Regions from separate parts of the Homo sapiens genome. Here region 2 is linked to region 1. Evidence: read pairs that join two places in POLR2A ChIA-PET (ENCODE). Cell type or tissue: MCF 10A. All regions are shown on one strand. Each heading gives the region's core, and the rest is flanking DNA. Links, peaks and the distances in the headings are about the cores only. Region 1 overlaps LOC107984869 (a long non-coding RNA gene). Region 2 overlaps ABCC1 (ATP binding cassette subfamily C member 1 (ABCC1 blood group)).

Region 1 (9,626 bases), core at 1,627-9,626:
TTTAGGGTCCAAGTGGAGGGTTCCTAGGGTCTTCCTAGTTGAGTAGGAGACAGAGTGACCAAAGAGCAGGTGGAAGATGGAGGTGAGGTAGAGGATTTGCGGAGAATGGAGAACATCTGGGAAGGGGAGAGGAAGGATGAGGAATTTGACAAGAGAAAACTGGAGCATAAATATGTTCTTACACACCTAATCCAGGCCATCTGGTGTCGAGGCGACAAGAATGGAGACCATGGAGGAGTGGAGTGGACTGGGCTGTGACCTGCCAAGGGGGGAATGGTGAGGAAATAGCCACTTTTGTGTGTGTGTGTGTGTGTGACAGGGTCTAGCTTTGTCCACCAGGCTGGAGTGTAGTGGCATGATCTGGGCTCACAGCAACCTTAGTCTCCCGGGCTCAAGTGATCCTCCCACCTCAGCCTCCCAAGTAGCTGGAACTGCAGGTGGGTATCACCATGGTCAGCTAATTTTTGTAATTTTTGTACAGATGGGGTTTCGCCATGTTGCCCAGGGTGGTCTTGAACTCCTGAGCTCAGGTGATCTGCCCGCCTCAGCCTCCCAGAGTGCTCAGATTACAGGCATGAGCCACTACGCCCAGCCCACTTATCGAGTGCCTATTATGTCCTAGGCACTGTGCTAAGTTGTTGCATGCATTAGTTCATTTTATTTATTTATTTATTATTTAATTAATTTTATTTTTTAAAAATTTTATTTATTTATTTAATTTAACTAAGTGCTCTTCATGCATTAGTTCATTTTATTTATTTATTTACTTATTTATTTATTTAATTTTTTTGAGACAGAGTTTCACTCCTGTTTCCCAGGCTGGAGTGCAATGGCGCCATCTTGGCTCACTTCAACCTCCGCCTCCCAGGTTCAAGTGATTCTCCTGCCTCAGCCTCCCAAGTAGCTGGGATTACAGGCACCCGCCACCACACCTGGCTAATTTTTGTATTTTTAGTAGAGATTTAGTAGAGTAAAGTGCTGGGATTACAGGCGTGAGCCACCGCGCCAGGCCCATCTTATTATGATATTATTATTATTATTATTATTATTATTATTATTATTATTATTAGTTTTTGAGATGGAGTCTAGCTCTGTCACTCAGGCTGGAGTGCAGTGGCACAATCTCAGCTCACTGCAACCTCCACCTCCTGGGTTCAAGCGATTCTCTTGCCCCAGACTCCCGAGTAGCTGGGACTACAGGTGCAAGCCACCACACCTGGCTAATTTTTGTATTTTTAGTAGAGACGGGCTTTCGCCATGTTGGCCAGGCTGATCTCGAACTCCTGACCTCAGGTAATCCACCCGCCTCGGCCTCCGAAAGTACTGGGATTACAGATGTGAGCCACCGCACCTGGCCCATTAGCTCATTTTAGCCACGATAATATCCCAGGAGTTAGGTACTATTATGGCCTCCTTTTAATAGCTGTAGAAATGGAGGCCCAAGAACGTGTGTGGTGGCTCACACCTGTAATCCCAGCACTTTGGGAGGCCAAAATGGGCGTAATACTTGAGGTCAGAAGTTTGAGACCAGCCTGGCCAACATGGCAAAACCCCATCTCTACAAAAATACAAACATTAGCTGGCATGGTGGTGCATGCCTGTAATCCCAGCTCGTCAGGGGGGCCAAGGCAGGAGAATTGCTTGAAGCCAGGAGGCAGAGGTTGTAGCAAGCCAAGATTGCGCCACTGCACTCCAGCCTGCACAACAGACGGAGACTCCAACAAAGAAAGAGAGAGAGAGAGAGAGAGAGAGAGAGAGAGAAGGGGAGGGGAGGGGAGGGGAGGAGAGGGGAAAGGGAAAGAAAGAATGAAAGAAATGGAAGCTCAGAGAGGTGCTTTTTTTTTTTTTTTTTTTTTTGCCCAAGGCCACACAGGTACCCAGGATTCACCATCCAGTTCAGTGTAACAACAGAGCTTGCGCAGATAACCAGGATGCTGCAGTGGGGCTCTAGGTGGAAAATCAAAGCTTCAAGGAGATCAGGGACATGTGTGTAAGAATCTTCTCGCAAACCAGGGCAGCAGGGAGGGTCCAGTCATGGAACCAGGTGCCACCTCACCTGGCTGAGTTCAAGATTGGCTCTAACCCAAATCACCTGCAAGACCTTGAGCAACATACTTAACCCTTCTCTGCTTCAATTTTATTTTTGTTACATTGATCGAAAGTCAGAAAGGAAAGGAAGTCCTCATTGGTACAGAGGTTAGGAAAATTGGAAGAGATTTTGGAGAGGGTATCAGGTTTATCCTACATTCTTTATCAGCATGAAAAAGTCCTCCTTTGGGCTTTTTGTTTGTTTTGATTTTTGTTTTTTGTTTTTGGGGTTTTTTTTGAGACAGAGTCTTGCTCTGTCGTCCAGACTGGAGTGCAGTGGTGTGATCTCGGCTCACTGCAGCCTCCGCCTCCCAGGTTCCAGCAATTCTCCTGCCTCAGCCTCCTGAGTAGCTCGGACTACAGGCGCCCACCACCATGCCCAGCTAATTTTTGTATTTTTAGTAGAGACAGGGTTTTGCCATGTTGGCCGTGCTGGTGTTGAACTCCTGACCTCAGGTGATCCACCCACCTCGGCCTCCCAAAGTGCTGGAATTACAGGGTTGAGCTAGCCAAAAAAGTCTTCACTTGGTTAAGCACAGTGGCTCACACCTGTAATCTCAGAACTTTGGGAGGACAAGGTGGGAGGATCACTTGAGGCCAGGAGTTCAATACCACCTTGGGTAACATAACAAGAATTTGTCTCTACAAAATATTAAAAAATAAAAAAAAATTAGCCAGGTGTTGTAATGGTACGCACCTGTAGTCCCAGCCACTCAGGGAGGTTGAGGTGGGAGAATCGCTTGAGCCCAGGAATTCAAGGCTACAGTGAGCTATGATTGTACCACTGCACTCTAGCCTGGGCGACAGAGCAAGACCCTATCTAAAAAAAAAAAAAAAAAAAGGCCGGGCACAGTGGCTCACGCCTGTAATCCCAGCAATTTGAGAGGCTGAGGCGGGTGGATCACTTGAGGTCAGGAGTTTGAGACCAGCCTGGCCAACATAGTGAAACCCCATCTCTACTAAAAATACAAAAAATTAGCCGGGCGTGGTGGTGGGTGCCTGTAGTCCCAGCTACTCAGGAGGCTGAGGCAGGAGAATCACTTGTACCCGGAAGGTGGAGGTTGCAGTGAGCCAAGATCACGCCATTGCACTCCAGCGTAGGCAAGAAGAGCGAAACTGCATCTAAAAAAACCAAAACAAAACAAAACAAAAAACTCTTCACGCTAGGATCTGTGAGTTCACAGAACAATTACACATCATAGATTTGTCTAGTCCAGCCCAAGTATCAAATACTCTGTCTACTTACTGGACAGATGAAACTAAAGGACCTTGAACCGGGCATCAGACTGTTTTTGCGTCTGGCCAAGTCTCTTTCCAGCTGTTTGACCTTGGGCAGTTCCCTTTAACTCCCTAAGGCTTGCTTTCTTCATCTTAAAATCAGGATGACAGTAGCATCTACCTCTTGAGATCACGTGAGAAATAAATGCAATGACGCATGAATAATGTTTCATACTGTATCTAGTATAGGGTGAGTACTTCTTCAAAAATAACAGCCACACCTTTTCCTAGGATTGCATGCAATGCAATAATATTGCAAATAAAGGCGGTTGTTGTTTTCTTCCTTAATAAATCAGGAGAGAATTAGGATTCTTTTGGGATTCAGACTAATCTCTTTGAACCAGCAGTTTGGATTTGGTTGCCATAGTGTCCTGGGCCATGAATGGCTGATAGAGAGACATGTCATATTTTCAACAGTTGCCTTGACTTGTCTGATGAGATGCCGTTTCTATTAAGTAGCTGTCTCCAATTTGTAAAATTCCATCTGTGGCTTTCCCCAACCCTTATTTTCCAACAGCCTCTCACTCCAGATCCTAAGAAAAGGCATATCTACCTGGAAGAAAAGAACTAAATCTTGGTAAAAGACATTTACCTTTTCTGAACTCAACCTTTAGTTTTTGTTCAACTGAGTTCCCCTGACAAAATGCATTTCAGCAAGATTTACTTCCAGAATTTCTTTATCTCTAATGCTTTTAGTAAAGAAGGCATTGAATGAATTTATTGCTCATCCCTCTGAAAGTGACCTGAGAATGTCAATGTACCTGTAGGATTTATTTTACTTCCTCTAAAGGACTGACAGTAATATCCAGCACCTTCCCCCCACTAAAAACATTCCACTTTGAGGCCAGGTGCAGTGGCTCATGCCTGTAAGCCCAGCAATTTGGGATGCCAAGGCGGGAGGATCGCTTGAGCTCAGGAGTTTGAGACCAGTCTGGGCAACATAGTGAGACCCCATCTTGATTAAAGAAAAAAAGTTCACTTTGAAACCTCTGGGCAGAGTGCAGTGGTTCACACCTACAATCCCAACAATTTGGTAGGCTGAGGCAGGAGGATCGCTTGAGGTCAGGAGCTTGAGACCAGCCTGGACAACATAGTGAGACCTTGTCTCTACAAAAAAAAAAAAAAAAAAAAAAAATTTTAATGAAACTTCTCACGTGACAATTTTAATCATGAGAACTATGTACATGCCACAGTCTGGAACTTGGGATCTCAAATGGTCATGGATTCCGTGTTCTCAGTCCCCATACAGAAGGGAGGAGGGCTGGCCTTTGGACTCCCCCAAATCTGGGTTTGAATCCCAGCTCCACCACTTTAAGTCTGGTTGCTCTGGGCCAGTTATTTAATGTTCTCTAAACATCAGTTTCGTCTGTGAGATGAGCTACCTTGCAGGACTTCATTCGGTCCTTCTACAAATATTTGTTCTACCGGAGCAGAGCAGGATAACAAGGCATCTGTCCTGTAAAGCAGTCCATTGGGCACCCAATGTGAAACAGAGCCTCAGCCCCACATAGGCTGCAATGCCACAGTGTGGTCCAGGGTTAGGGAATTCTGGGGAGCTCTGAGGGTGCCTACATTCCTGCTGTGCTCCTGGCACACATTGAGGAGAACGCCCTCTGCTCTGAACTTACTGAGTGATGAGTCACCCTTGAGCACCTGAGGAAGTGGAGCAAGTAGACCACAGGCAGCCTGGACCTGCCCCTGGTTTCTAGGATTGAGTCACAGCCTCCCTGGAAGACTTGAAAGAGAGATCAATTCGATCAAGGCTCCAGGGCTGGATCAAAGCCTAGGAAGTGGGGGAAAGGGAGGAGGAAGTTGGGCTTCTCCACGGTCCCAGCAAAGGCCTCAGCCTACAAATATTCTACAGATATTTGAAGAAGGACTGAATGAAGTCCCGCGAGGTAGCTTATCTCACGGATGTAACTGACATTTAGAGAACGTTAAGTAACTGGTCCAGAGCAACCAGACTTGCAGTGGTGGAGCTGGGATTCGAACCCAGATTTGGGGGAGTCCAAAGGCCAGCCCTCCTCCCTTCTGTATGGGGACTGAGAACAAGGAATCCAAGATTATTTGAGATCCCAAGTTCCAGACTGTGGCATATACATAGTTCTCATGTTTAAAATTGTCATGGGGAAGCCGGGCGCTGTGGCTCATGGCTGTAATCCCAGCACTTTGGGAGGCAGAGATGAGCGGATCACTTGAAGTCAGGAGTTCAAGACCAGCCTGGCCAACATGGCGAGACCCCATCTCTACTAAAATATATAAAAATTAGCCAGGTGTGGTGGTGGGCACCTGTAATCTCAGCTACTTGAGAGGCTGAGATGAGAATCACTTGAACCTGGGAGGCGGAAGTGGCAGTGAGCTGAGATCGCACCATTGCACTCCAGCCTGGGTGACAGAGTGAGACTCCGTCTCAAAAAAAAAAATTGTCATGTGGGAAGTTTCATTTTTTAAAAAAATGTTTTCATAGAAACAAGGCCCTACTATGATGCTCAGGCTGGTCTCAACCTTGTGGCCTACAAAGGCCTCAGCTTACTCCCTCAGCAAGCTCTGCCAGTGAGGCGGTCCTACAGAATTGTCCCAAACTGGGGTGAGAGGGCTGGAACTTGATACCCCAGCATGGACCAGGCATCGGAAGCCGCCTCCCCTCGAGCCAGGGGTATGACCTCGGACCTGGGAGAAGGGCATTGGTGATGCACCTCTGTTGGAAGCTTCCTTTATCTCTATGCCCCTCCCTCTTCTCAGACCTTTCACCCCCCAAGATACATTTGAGAAGAAGAATCGAATTAGCCAGGAAAGCTTTAGGAAGAAATGACATTTAAACAGACCTGGAGACCAGGCACGGTGGCTCATGCCTGTAATCCCAGCACTTTGGGAGGCTGAGGCAAGTGGATCGCTTGAGCCCAGGAGTTTGAGACCAGCCTGGCCAACATGGTGAAACCGCATCTCTACTAAAAATACGAAAAATTAGCCAGGTGCAGTGGCGCACACCTGTAGTCCCAGCTACTCGGGAGGCTGAGGCAGGAGAATGGCGTGAACCTGGGAGGCGGGGCTTGCGGTGAGCCGAGATCGCACCACTGCACTCCAGCCTGGGCAACAGAACGAGACTCCGTCTCAACAACAACAACAACGACAACAAAAAGGTAGACTGAGACCTGGAGAATGAGCAGAAATTAACCAGAACAGGAGGAAGTTTCCAGGCTGGGGGATGGGCACATGCAAAGGCCCAGTAGAGAGGGGGTTGGGGGAGAGAAAAGAAGAGAGGAGGGCGAGGGAGAAGAAAGAGGAGGAGGGGGAGGAGATAGAAGGGGAGGAGGTTGAGGAGGAGGAGGAGGGCTGGGAGGAGGAAGGAGGAGGAGGAAGAAGATGAAAGAGGAGGAGGGGGATTGGGGAGCAGAAGAAGAGAAAGGAGGAGAAGGAAGAGAGAGAGTTTGGGGGAGAGAAGGAGGGCAGGGGGAGAACAGAGAAGTGTCTGCAGTGAAACTGAAACAACCGAAAACGGCTGAGCAACGTTGGGTGAGTGGAGCAGAACTGGGGTCAAGTTGCACTGACTCAGCCATTTACTCAGAAGCAACTTCAACCCTCCAAACCTCAGTTTCCATCTGTAAAACAGGCATGATCACATCTGTCTCTCAGCTGTCTTCAGGATGCCATGAAACGACACACACACAATAAGGGCACCATCAATGTGAGTTGCTCTTTTTTATTATTATTGGCTATAGCTGAAAAAAAAAATAATGGTTAATCTGTTAATAATATACCTGTGGCCTAGAAAAAGTATGAAAAAGAATTCAAGAGTGGACAAATGTTTTCTTCAAGTGCCGGGTAAAATATTTTAAGTGAGTTCTGTTGCAGCTTCTCAATTCCTCTGTTGCCGTGTAAAAGCGCCCATAGACAATGCATTAAGAAACAGGCAGGCGGCCAGATGCGGTGGCTCACGCCTGTAATTAATCCCAGCACTTTGGGAGGCTGAGGTGGGCAGAATGCTTGAATCTAGGAGTTCAAGACCAGTCTGAGCAACATGGCGAAACCCTATCTCTACAAAAAATACAAAAAATTAGCTGGGCATGGTGGCATGCACAAGTAGTCCCAGCTACTTGGGAGGATGAGATGGGAGGATTGCCTGAGCCAGGGGAGGTTGAAGCTGCAGTGACCCCTTATCATGCCACTGCACTCCAGCCTGGGTGAGAGTGAGAACCTCTCTCAAAAATAAAAAAAAAAAAAGTGGGGGGCATGGCTGTGTGCTAATAAGATTACAGGCTGGGCATAGTGCCTCATGCCTGTAATCCCAGCACTTTGGGAGGCTGAGGTGGGAGAATTTGTTTGAGACCAGGAGTTTAAGACTAGCCTGGGCAACATAGCGAGACTCTGCTTCTACAGAAAATAAAAGAAGTAGCCAGGTGTGATGACACACACCTGTAGTCCCAGCTACTCAGGAGGCTGAGGTGGGAGGATCCCTTAGACTGGGATGTTGAGGCTGCAGTGAGCTGTGACTGCACCACTGCAGCCCAACTTGGGTGACAGAGTTAACCCCTGTCTGGAAAAATAAAAAAAAAGAAAAACAAAAGATTTTACATTTCTACAAACATTTTATATTTCTATGGAAAAAAAAAAGAGAGAGAGAAAAAAATGTGCACCTCTCGCATGTCACACATGGATTACCACTCACTCCCACTATTTGTTGGTCCAGCCACATTTCCACAATTGTGTGGGTGCCTGAAGGGTCAAAAGGACTCCTATAGGCAGCCTATGGGGCATGGCGCTAGACGGGCCCTCAACAACGAGCAAGAGATACTCAAGACAGTGAAGAGGAGGGGCTATTGGGCTGTACTTGCCCACAGCTGGTTGTGCACAGTAATGCATGTACATAGTTAAAAGTTAAAATTAGGCTGGGCACGGTGGCTCACACCTGTAATCCCAGCACTTTGGGAGGCCGAGACAGGAGGATCACTTGAGGTCAGGAGTTCGAAACCAGCCTGGCCAACATGGTGAAACCCTGTCTCTACTAAAAATACAAAAATTAGCCAGGCATGATGGTGTGCACCTGTAATCCCAGCTGCTCGGGAGGCTGAGGCACTAGAATTGCTTGAACCTGGGAGGCGGAGGTTGCAGTGAGCCCAGATCGTGCCACTGCACTCCAGCCTGGGCAATAGAGCAAGACTCAGTCTCAAATAAATAAATTAATTAATAAATTAAAATAAGTCTATGGACAAAAGTAAGGCTGGGTGTGGTGTTTTATGCCTGCAACCCCAGGCCTTTGGGAGTTCGAGGCAGGAGGATTGCTTGAGCCCAAGAATTTGAGATCAGCTTGAGCAACATGGTGAGACCCCATCTCTACAAAAAATAAAAATAGCTGGGCGTGGCGGCACGTGCCTGTGGTCCCAGCTACTCGGGAGGCTGAAGGATCAGTTGAGCCTGGAGGTCGAGGCTGTAGTGAGCTATGATGGTGCTATTGCATTCCAGCCTGGGCAACAGAGACTGTCTCAAAAAGAAAAAAAAAAGTAAGTCTCCATCGAACACTGACCCTCAATCACCGAGTCCTCACCAGAGAACATTTTTTATTTTTTTGAAACACAGTTTCACTATGTTGCCCAGACTGGAGTGCAGTGGTGTGATCACGACTCACTGCAACCTGGACCTCCCAGGCTCTGCAGGTCTTCTCACCTTAGCCTCTGGAGTAGCTGGGACTACATGTTCACTCCTACACGCCTGTCTAATTTTTGTAATTTTTTTTTTTTTGTAGAGATGGGGTTTCACCATGTTGCCCAGGCCGGTCTCAAACTTCTAGATTCAAGCGTTCATCCCGCTTTGGCCTCATAAACTGTGGGGATTATAGGCATAAGCCACTGTGCCTGGCTACAAGTTCTTTTTTTTGTGTGTGTGAGGTGGACTTTAGCTCTTGTTGCCCAGGCTGGAGTGCAGTGAAACGATCTCGGCTCACTGCAACCTCTGCTGCCCGGGTTCAAGTGATTCTCCTGCCTCAGCCTCCTGGGTAGCTGGGATTACAGGCACCCTCCACCACACCTGGCTAATTTTCCTGGGTAGCTGGGATTATAGGCATGCTCCATCATGCCTGGCTAATTTTTATATTTTTAGTAGAGACGGGGTTTCACCATGTTGCTCAGGCTGATCTCAAACTCCTGACCTCAAATGATCCATGCGCCTTGGCCCCCCAAAGTGCTGGGATTACAGACGTGAGCCACCGCGCCCGGCCTACAAGTTTTTACTTCACTTGGGCAAACACTTAGTTTTGGGATTACTGG
Region 2 (11,252 bases), core at 1,580-9,579, 67 kb before region 1:
AACAGCTGGGGAAAGGGCAGGCTTTGAGTCAACCTGCTGGGTTTGAATACCGTGTCCACTCCTTGCTAGTGACATGATCCTGCGCATGTTTAACTGTGTCACAGATTCCCCATTTAAAATAAAAAGTCATTACAGCAACCACCCAGCATGACTGTGGGCCTGAAACAAGTTATGTGCAGAGAGGGCTGGGCATACCACACAACACAGAGTGACCTCAACGCATGTTATTTTATTTATAAAATCAACTCCTGGAGGTTCCGTCTCTCAGCTTTGGAGCCCCCCACCCTCTGTCTCTGTACAGGGGACCTTCTTCCTTCTCCCTTCCTTCTTGCCTATTAAACTCTCCACTCCTTAAAACCACTCCACGTGTGTCTGTGTCATTTTATCTAAACCGGCATGAGGACCAAGAACCCTGGTGTTCCCCCACTCATCGGAGCCGTATCATTTTGGTGTGTTGGCCAGGAAAGGAAATTATTTCATCAGACTGAAGCAATCAAACTCAAAATGGTGCTGTAACCTGAAGCACACATGGACACGCCATTCTTCCGAGGACCCTTAGATCCACCCCAGGAGGAGCCCTAGCTGCTGTTCCCCATTCAACGCCCCTTTTCACCAGGAAGTAGCCAGAAGAAGTCGTCGCCCAAAACCCCCTAACAGCAGTTAATGTGGCATCTCCACAGGGGGTAATGTAGGAGTTAAGCAATTATTTTAGGCAAATAGAGAGGAAAAGGGGTCCTTGGGAAATGTTTGGTTTTTAAAGCAACTCCGGAAAAGTTTCTTGTAAAGCCCCGGCTCTTAGAGCCAGGCCAGCAACCTTTGATATGCAAATGCAAGCCATTAGAAACTGGGTCCACCCAAACATGGCGATTCCCACAGCCTTCTTGCCCTTTCCCCACATGTTCCTAGCAACATGGCCGCCACCACACCTCCCCAAGTGTGCAGATCATGGTACCCTGCATTTGCATATTAAAAGGCTAGGTGGGAGGGCCAGCTTTTTCATGCGCTACGTGAAAGACATGCCTAGTCAAACCAATCCCCTGAGGCCTATGCAAATCAGACACTGCCTCTTCCAGCCTCTGTACATATACCTAGCTGCTATCTGTGGCAGCTGGGGTTCCCTCTCTCAGCTTTGGAGCCCTCCTCCGTCTCTATACAGGGGATCTTATTCTCCCTTCTTTCTTGCCCCTTCTTGCCTATTAAACTCTCTGCTCCTTTAAATAAACAAACAAACTCTTACCAAAGTCACACAAGCAAGATGGGGATAAGGCAGACTAGAAGTGATTAGTCATTGGTTCTTTCCAACACTTGAGAAGGAGTTGTCTTTAGGGACTGAGTTGAAGGCCAGGTATAATGGCTCACACCTGTAATCCCAACACTTTCGGAGGCCGAGGCAAGAAGATGGCTTGAGCTCAGGGGTTTGAAACCAACCTGGACAACACAGGGAGACCTCATCTGTACAAATTAAAATATATATATAATTTTAAAGAAATAATTGTGTTGTAAATATCCCTGTCTTAGAGCTAATGCCTAAGCAAGGAGGGGGGAAAGAAAGCTGCCAAGGCTTCCCACAGGATCCAAGTCCTACAGGCCCAATTCTCAGCCTCCTTCTGGTTCTTTTTCTCTTCCCTACTCTTTGACTCCAGCCACAGTGGCCTTCCTCATTAAGCCAGTGCTTCTGCACATGCATTTCCCACTGCCCAGAACATTCTTACCTTCTGCTTTTGCCTATACAGCAGAAACTGCTAGCTGCGCTCCAGTATCAACTCTCCCTCATCCCTGAGTAACATCTTCAGCTGGGTACATCCTGCTTAGAAAGGAAACTACATTTCCCAGCCTCCTTTGCAGCTAGAGGCACCACATGACTAGGTACAAGCCAATGGGATGTGACGAGGAGAGACGTAGGCAACCTCCAGGTTGTGCCCTTACTCTGCTTTCCTACTGGCTGCCATGTGGACATGGAGATGCATCATCTTGATCCATGCAGATGAGGACAGCAGAGCAACAAGATGGGAGGGGCCTGGGACCCTGATTATTTTGGGGACAGAGCTGCCACACCAGCTGGGATTTTTACATGAGAGAGAAATGAGCTTGTATCTTAACCCACTATATTTGGGGTCTTTGACACACATAGCCAAACCTGTATCATCAAACGGGTTCCCCACTTAAGGAGTCTCCTTTTTTCTCTCCAACCAGATGAAACCCCGCTATTGCACTCACCGGGCACCACGCAGCTCCCCTTCATAGCACTTCCTGATGATTATTCATTTATTTGGCCATTTCCCCAACAAGACTGGGGCTCAAGGAAGGCAGGGAACCATGCTCTGTATACCGCTCGATTCCCAGCATGGAGCCCAGGTAAGGGCTATGCAGGACCCTCAGAGACTGTCACCTGAATGGGACCAGTCAGGCCATGGGACCCATTCATGGGCACTGACCCTCGGAGATTCTACCTCCTGCAAAGAGCTCCTGAGAGGGTCTAAGATACCCACTCACCCAAGTCTTGCCTCGAATTTCCCCAGGACCTACCTGTACACAGAGGTTTAAAAAAAAAAAAGACTATGGGCTGGGAGCAGTGGCTCAAGCCTGTAATCTCAGCACTTTGGGAGGCAGAGGCAGGGGGGATCACCTGAGGTCAGGAGTTTGAGACCAGCCTGGCCAACATGGCAAAACCCGTCTCTACTAAAAATACAAAAAGTAGCCGGGCGTGGTGGCACATGCCTGTAATCCCAGCTACTCGGGGGGCTGAGGCAGGAGAATCACTCGAACCCTGGCAAAGGAGGTTGCAGTGAGCCGAGATCACGCTACTGCACTCCAGTCTGGGCAACAAGACAGAAACTCTCTTAAAAAGAAAAAAAAAAAAAAAAAAGACTGACCAGCTGCCTAAAGAGGAAACAATTATCAGCAATTACTCAGATCCATGTTACATTTCATCTGCAATTAAATATCAATTAACAAAAATGCATCATAATCAAGATGCACCAGCCCACGCAAACAAAAAAATAAAGACTATATGTTTTGTTTTGTTTTTCTGAGACAGAGTCTTGCTCTGTTGCCCAGGCTGGAGTGCAGTGCCATCATCTTGGCTCTCTACAACCTCCTCCTCCCAGGTTCAAGTGATCCTTATGCCTCCCCCTTCCCAGTAGCTGGGATTATAGGCAAGCGCCACCACAGTTAATTTTTGTATTTTTAGTAGAGATGGAGTTTCACCATGTTGGACAGCCTGGCCTTGAACTACTGACCTCAAGTGATCTGCCCACCTCGGCCTCTCAACGTACTGAGATTACAGGTGTGAGCCACCACACCTGGCTGACTGTTTTCAATACAAAAAAAAAAAAGAAAAAATATTAGCTGGGCATGGTGGTGGGCACCTGTGGTCCCAGCTACTCCAGAGGCTAAGGTGGGAGGATTGCTTGAGCCTGAGAGGTCATGGCTGCAGTGGGCCATGATCGTGCCCCTGCACTCCACCCTGAGCAACAGAGGAGATCCTGTCTCAAAATACACATATATATGTTTTTGTAGAATCCCGTTCTTGTTCTTAAAAAATACCATGTATTTATGGCTGGGCACGGTGGCTTAGACCTGTAATCCCAGCACTTTGGGAGGCTGCGGCAGGTGGATCACTTGAGGTCATGAGTTTGAGACCAGCCTGGCCAAAATGGTAAAACCCCATCTCTACTAAAAATACAAAAATTAGCTAGACATAGTGGTGCATGCCTGCAGTCCTAGCTACTCGGCAGGTGAAGGCTGCAGTGAGCAGAGATCACGCCACCTGCACTCCAGCCTGGGTAATAGAGCAAGACTCTGTCTCAAAAAAAAAAATTACTATATCTTTAGGATCTGTGGAGAAGAGAGGCTGAAAATTAAAAACATCAACCTGCCAATAAGATTGTCTCTAGAAGAGGCTGGCCATGGTGGCTCACCCCGGTAATCCCAGGACTTTGGGAGGCCGAGGTAGGCGGATCACCTGAGGTCAGGAATTCGAGACCAGCCTGGCTAACACAGCAAACCCTGTCTCTACTAAAAATACAAAAATTAGCCGGGCATGGTGGTGCATGGTACACACCTATAACCCCAGCTACTCGGGAGGCTGAGGCAGGAGAATCACTTGAACTTGGGAGGTGGAGGTTGCCGTGAGCCGAGATCACTGTACTCCAGACTGGGCAATGGAGCAAGACTCCGTCTCAAAAAAATAATAAAAGAAAATTATCTCTAGAAGGGATTTTCATGTTTCACTCATTTCTGCACTGTTTTCATTCTATACTGTACCCCTTATAACATCAGACAAGACAAAGAGTAGGAGAAAAGACGTCCCTTTAAGTAATTCAATCTCTACCATGTTTATAGTAACAGAAAACCTGGAACTTCCAAAATATGTATATGTCAGCAGTTCTCAGAGTTGTGATAGTCTGGCTTCACACAAATGCTATGATTTAGGTAGTTAAACAAGTTTTTTTTTTGTTGTTTTTTTTTTTTTTGGAGACAGTGCCATGCTGTTGTCCAGGCTGGAGTGCAGTGGTGCAATCATAGCTCACTGCAGCTCAACCTCCCAGGACCAAGCAAACCTCCCGCCTCAGCCTCCTGAGTAGCTGGGACTACAGGCATGTCCCATCATGCCCAGCTAATAATAATAATAATAATTATTATTATTATTATTTTGTAGAGATGGGGTCTTTCTGTTGCCCAGGCTGGTCTCAAACTCCTGGGCTCAAGTGATCCTCCCACTTCAGCATCACTAAGTGCTGGGATCAGACGACAGCAACAGTGCCCAGTCCAAGTTTTCTTAAACCTAAACTACAAATAAAACTGCAGAATGAATCTCCCCACATATCAGTCCAATTTCAGAGCTGAAACCTGATACCCATCTTGTCCAAGAGACTCACCCAGACCTGGCCACCCTACAGACAGATGCTCTATAACAACAGGGTGAATTAACCTGAATCGTCTATACTGATTTTCAAACCTAGGCTCCTGAACTTGGCCTCTTCACCCAGCATACACCTCCCTGGCTTTCTCTGGAGCTACAACATCTCTTCACCCCAGCCTCCTCCACCCCATCCCCATGGCCCTTTGGAGAATATAGAGGGTGTGACTCAGAGGTGAGCCTTTTCTCCAAACACTCCCCTACCAAGTATGCAGAGAACTGGACATAGGCCAGCTTTGTCCCAAGTACCAAGCGTCAAACGGCTCACTCCACGGATCTCAGGGGGCAGGGGACCAAAGTTAAAGATGAAAGAGCCCTATTAAACCACTGCAGGCCAGGCACAGTGGTGCCCACCTGTAATCCCAGCACTTTGGAAGGCTGAGGCAGGAGAACTGCTTGAGGCCAGAAGTTTAAGGCTGCAGTGAGCTATGTTCATGCCACTGCACTCCAGCCTGGGTGACAGGGCAAGACCTCATCTCTAAAAAAAATTAAAAATTAGCTGGGCATGTTGACAAGCATCTATAATCCAAGACACTCGGGAGGGTAAGGCAGGAAGATCGCTTGAGGCCAGGAGTTCAAGGCTGCAGTGAGCCATGATCATACCACTGCACTCCAGCCTGGGCAACAGAGTGAGTCTCTGTCTCTAAAAAAAAAAAAAAAAGAGAGAGAGAAAAGCAAACTACAATTGCAGCACTCAGAGAGATCCTGATCTAACATGCGATCCTGGGTTAGTAAATTAGTGAAGCCTTATCAAAGGGCTCGCAGATAAGCCAACCTAATTATAACTACTGGGTTACCCTTCCCAGTGCCAGACAGCTCCAATTTTCTTCCTGGCCACGGGTCTCCAGCCTTACAAGGCTGATGGAGGAACCCTAGAAAAGCCTGACTTTTTTTTTTTTTTTTAAGATAAAGTCTCTCTGTCACCCAGGCTGGAGTGCAGTGGCACAATCTCAGTTCACTGCAACCTCCGCCTCCTGGGTTCAAGCAATTCTCCCGCCTCAGCCTCCCGAGTAACTGAGATTACAGGTGCCTGCCACCACGCCAGCTAATTTTTGTATTTTTAGTAGAGATGGGGTTTCACCATGTTGGTCATGCTGGTCTCCAACTCCTGACCTCGTGATCCGCCCACCTCGGCCTCCCAAAGTGCTAGGATTACAGTCGTGAGCCACCGCGCCCTGCTGTGCCTGACATTAACATGCACCATCGTCCACTCTGAATAATAACCACAGCAGTAAGTAACCTTAGACCCTGCTAGAACGGTGAGCTGGGCCAGCTCACTTTTAGAAAATAAGACAATGGCTAGAGTGAAGCCTTTTCAGATGTTATTCATTCCACTCCTGAGAACATCATCTAAGGAAATAAGCCAATACGCACTCTACCCATGTGGTATTCAGGACAGTGTTTTCTTTAAAAGAAAAATAAAAATGACTGGGTATGGTGGCTCTCGCCTGTAATCCCAGCACGTTGGGAGGCAGATCACCTGAGGTCAGGAGTTCGAGACCAGCCTGGCCAACATGGTGAAACCCCATCTCTACTGAAAATACAAAAATTAATCAGGCATCATGGTACACATGTGTAATCCCAGCTACTCCAGCGGCTGAGGCAGGAGAATCACCTGAACCCAGGAGGCAGAGGTCACAGGGAGCCAAGATTGCGCAATGCACTCCAGCCTGGGTGATGGTATAAGATGCTGTCTCAAAAAAGTTAAAAAGGGAGAAAGGGGCTGGGCACAGTGGCTCATGCCTGTAATCCCAGCACTTTGGGAGGCCGAAGTGGGCAGATCACAAGGTCAGGAGATCAAGACCATCCTGGCTAACACGGTGAAACTCCGTCTCTACTAAAAACACAAAAAAATTAGCCAGGCGTGGTGGCAGGTGCCTGTAGTCCCAGCTACTTGGGAGGCTGAGGCAGGAGAATGGCGTGAACCTGGGAGGCGGAGCTTGCAGTGAGCCAAGGTCGCACCACTGCACTTCAGCCTGGGCGACAGAACAAGACTCCGTCTCAAAAATAATAATAAAAAAAAAAAAGGAGAAAGAAAACACAGCAACCCAAATGTCAAACCACAGATAATAATTATGTGATTATAGCCCACCAACACAGGGAACTATCGATTGGACATTTATAGGTTTAATTAAAAAGGTTACGTGGGTACATGGGAAAATACTTATTACAGTAAATAAAAACATAGGAGACAGTATGCAAGCTACAAATGCAACCTTGCAAAACTACATACTAGTAAGAACAAGACTCAAATGTTAATATGCCAATAGGAAAACAATAGCCTGTAACAAAATATTTATACAATACAGGTGATGGACAAAGAGGAAAGGTCCCACAATAACAAGAGCCCTTACAAACTAACAGGAAAAAGACAAACTAGTCCAGGCATACCCAAAAAGGACTCAGAAAGACACACTGAAAATACACAAATTGCTGGAAAATATGTTGCAGGATACATAGCTTCTAATTGTAATTGAAATGCAGATGAAAATATATTTTAGCTATCAAATTAACAAACTTTGATCCCAGCACTTTGGGAGGCCAAAGCCGGAGGATCGATTCAGTCCAGGGGTTCAAAACCAGCCTGGGTAACATAGGGAGATCCTGTCTCTACAAAAAATAAATTTAAAAATTAAAAAAAAAAAACTGGCAGAGTAATGATTACAACATAATCCATTTTGATTTAAATGTTATTTAAATTTATAAATATTTATAAAATTTCAAAGAAAAAATACAAGAATACATTGGTTATTGGTTAGCCCAAGAGATTACTGATATGGTCTGGCTCTGTGTCCCCACCTAAATCCCATCTTGAATTGTAATCTGAATTGGAATCCCCACATATTAGGGAAGGGACATCATGGGAGGTGATTAGATCATGGGGACGGTTCCCCCATGCTGTTCTCCTGATCCTTGCTATGCTTTAGCAAAGAGACTGGCAGCATTTTGACCCTGCCCTAGAGATCTGTGGAACTTTGAACTTGAGAGAGAAGATTTAGGGCATCTAGGGGAAGAAATTACTAAGCAGCAAAGCATTCAAGAGGAAGCAGAGCATAAAAGGGTGGAAATTGGCCGGGCGCAGTGGCTCACGCCTGTAATCCCAGCACTTTGGGAGGCCAAGGTGGGCAGATCACTTGAGGTCAGGAATTCGAGACCAGTCTAGCCAGCATGGTGAAATCCTGTCTCTACAAAAATACAAACATTAGCCAGGCATGATGGCGGGTGCCTGTAATCCCAGCTACTCGGGATGCTGAGGCAGGAGAATTGCTTGAACCCAGGAGGCAGAGGTTGCAATGAGCCGAGATCATGCCATTGCACTCTAGCCTGGGCAACAGAGAGAGACTCCATCTCAAAAAAAAAAAAAGTGTGGAAATTTGCAGTCTGACAATGTAAAAAGAAAAACCCATTTTCTGAAGAGAAATTCAAGCCGGCTGCAGAAACTTGCAAAAGTAACAAGGAGCCCAATTCCAAGACAATGGGGAAAATGTCTCCAGGGCATATCACAAACCTTCACAGCAGCCCCTCCCATCACAGGCCTAGGAGGGAAAAACGGTTTCCTGGGCTGGGTCCAGGGCCCCCCTGATGTGTGCAGCCTTAGGACTTGGTGCCCAGCCACTCCAGTCATGGCTAAGAGGAGCCAAGGTACACAGCTCAGGCTGTGCCTTCAGAGGGTGCAAGCCCCAAGCCTCGGCAGCTTCCATGTGGTATTGAGCCTGTGGGTACATAGAACTAAAGAACTGAGGTTTGGAAACCTCCACCTAGATTTCAGAGGATGTATGCAAATGCCTGGATGTCCAGCCAGAAGTTTGCTGCAGGGGTGGAGCCTTTATGGAGAACCTCTACCAATGCAGTAAAGAAGGGAAATATGGGGTCAGAGCCCCCACACAGAGTCCCCACTGGGGTACTGCCTAATGGAGCTGTGAGAAAAGGGCCACCATCCAGAACCCAGAATGGTAGATCCACCTGCAGCTACATCGTGTGCCTGGAAAAGACGGAGACACTCAACGCCAACCTGTGAAAGCAGCCAGGAGCGGGGCTATACCCTGCAAAGCCACAGGGGCAGAGCTGCCCAAGGCCGTGGAAGCCCACCTCTTGCAACAGTGTGACCTGGATGTGAGACACGGAGTCAAAGGAGATAACTATGGAACTTGAAAGTTTTATGACTGGCCTATTGGATTTCAGACTTGCATGGGGCCTGCAGCCCCTTTGTTTTGGCCAATTTCTCCCATTTCAAACGGGTGTATTTATCCAATGCCTGTACCCCCATTGTATCTAGGAACTAACTAACTTCTTTTGATTTTACAGGCTGATAGGTGAAAGAGACTAGATTTTGTCTCAGATGAGATTTTGGACATAGACTTTTGAGTTAATGCTGAAATGAGTTAAGACTTTGGGGAACTGTTGGGAAGGCATAATTGTGTTTTGAAATATGAGAAAGATGAGATTTGGGAGGGGCCAGGGGCAGAATGATATGGCACGGCTCTGTGTCCCCGCACAAATCTCATCTTGAATTGTAATCTTAATTGTAATCCCCACGTGTTGGTGGAGGGACCTCACTGGAGGTGATTAGATCATGGGAGCGGTTCCCCCATGCTGTTCTCCTGATAGTGAGTCCTCAGAAGATCTGATGGTTTTATACCGGCTTTTCTCCTCTTTACTCTGCACTTCTGTCTCCTGCCACCATGTGAAGAAGGACATGTTTGCTTTCCTTTCCACCATCATTTTAAGTTTCCTGAGGCCTCCCCAGCCATGCAGAACTGTGAGTCAATTAAACCTCTTTCCTTTATAAACTACGCAGTCTCAGGTATTTTTTCATAGCAGCATGAACAAACTAATATCAGTACCATGTTCAGGCTTTATTTAAATATCTTTGTATTGTTTGTTCTGTCATATGGAACACATGTCACTTGTGATCAGAAAACTCTGCAATTAAATTAGTTTAGGTGTAAAAATCAGAGTGACATTAGCATGGTGAGACTATCAGTAATGTTTTTACACATTGTTAAATTATTGATTTAAAAGCAATTTTTAAAATAAGTCCAAAGATGTTTAAAATTTAAACACATCTTTTAAAAAACTGAACAAAACCAAAGCACACTTCTGCTTTGATCTCCTGACCTCTGGAAAGTAAGGTTTAACTTAACTGGGCAAAGCCCTCTCACACACAGCCAAGCAACATGGGCCTGATCACTTCCCAGCTTGCTCAATTTTTCTGATATGGCAGGAAAACAACAGGTGCTTAATAAGTGCTGGTGGGCCCATTAGTGGGAGTATAAACTGCTGCAGTAACCTGACAATTAACTATCAAATTTCAAAATGCACATACTGTCAACCTAGCAATTTCCTGTGGGAAAATTTATTCTGCTGAATCATTTACATATATTTGCATACATGTGCCTTCAGTGCAGCACTGCTTATCACAGCAAGAAACCAGGAACTGGGAATGACCTTGATAGACACCAAGAGGGGAATGGGTGAATACATGGCTCAGCCATTTAACAGGCAAATGCGTGGCTTGTTTAAAAAAAAAAAAAAAAAAAAGTTGATTTGATTGGCTTTTACTTTCAATTTGCATGGGCTTAAAATGGCAAGAAAATCAACACTGGTTAAGTGAAGAGAACAAGAGACAAAACAGTATTTAAAATACCCAACTAGGGAGGGAAAAAATGAATATGTAAACATATACACACAAACGAACACGTTCTTGCACATACATTTGCATATACTTGAAACTTTTCTCGAAAAACACCCAAGAAACTATCATCAACAACCATCATCAATAACGGCTACTTCTGGGAACAAAGGGCAGGGTGGGAACATACTAAAACTTTTATTTTTCCCTTTATATTCTTCTAGAATATTCACCTTAAAGTATTAGCATCATCAACAAAGTTGCAGTACAAGATCTTCCTCCTGCAATCAGCCAGATCAATTCAACAACATCTTGTTTTAAAACAAGAGTTTTCTAGCAACCTATAGAAAGTCCTCTTAACCACAGGAAAAAAGTACCTCATCATCTTACGAACAAGCCTTTGGCGGAGAATCAAAGGCAACTGGGGAGTGGGGAAACCCAAGTTGGTCTTGATCACAAACGTTTCAGTTAAGGTTCTGAGAAAGAGAAGAGACTCATAAAACAAAATAAACTGAATTTTTAAGACCTGAGATTCAGCAGGGCGTAGTGCCTCATGCCTGTAATCCCAGCACATGGAAGGGCCAAGGTGGGTGGATTGCTTGAGCCCAGGAGTTCGAGACCAGCCTGAGCAGCATAGCAAGACCCCCATCTATTTTAAAAAAAAAAAAAAAAAAAAAAAACCTGCGTTTCATTCAAACA

The links. ChIA-PET counts read pairs that join two places held together with the same protein. Peaks named below come from ENCODE experiments on the same cell type or tissue, not always from the same donor. Only the 100,000 strongest peaks of a DNase experiment are listed, where the experiment ranks them.
Region 2: POLR2A ChIA-PET joins it to region 1 with 18 read pairs; 8 of 35 experiments call an interaction of 5 or more read pairs at or near these places.

Annotation. Positions count from the first base shown.
Region 1 is chr16:15,895,231-15,904,856 of GRCh38, reverse strand. LOC107984869 (a long non-coding RNA gene) reads left to right here. Exons shown (of 3, transcript XR_001752339.2): 2 at 196-276; 3 at 1,865-2,309. Among named protein-coding and RNA genes, the nearest start is that of CEP20, 11 kb to the right of the region's middle. RefSeq lists an enhancer at 4,420-5,619. In MCF 10A, for the core only: no CTCF peak of the experiment used is centred there; a DNase peak (open chromatin) is centred at 5,026.
Region 2 is chr16:15,960,982-15,972,233 of GRCh38, reverse strand. All of the region lies in intron 1 of ABCC1 (ATP binding cassette subfamily C member 1 (ABCC1 blood group)), which reads right to left. Among named protein-coding and RNA genes, the nearest start is that of ABCC1, 17 kb to the right of the region's middle. RefSeq lists enhancers at 141-780, 781-1,419, 1,420-2,059. In MCF 10A, for the core only: no CTCF peak of the experiment used is centred there; a DNase peak (open chromatin) is centred at 5,103.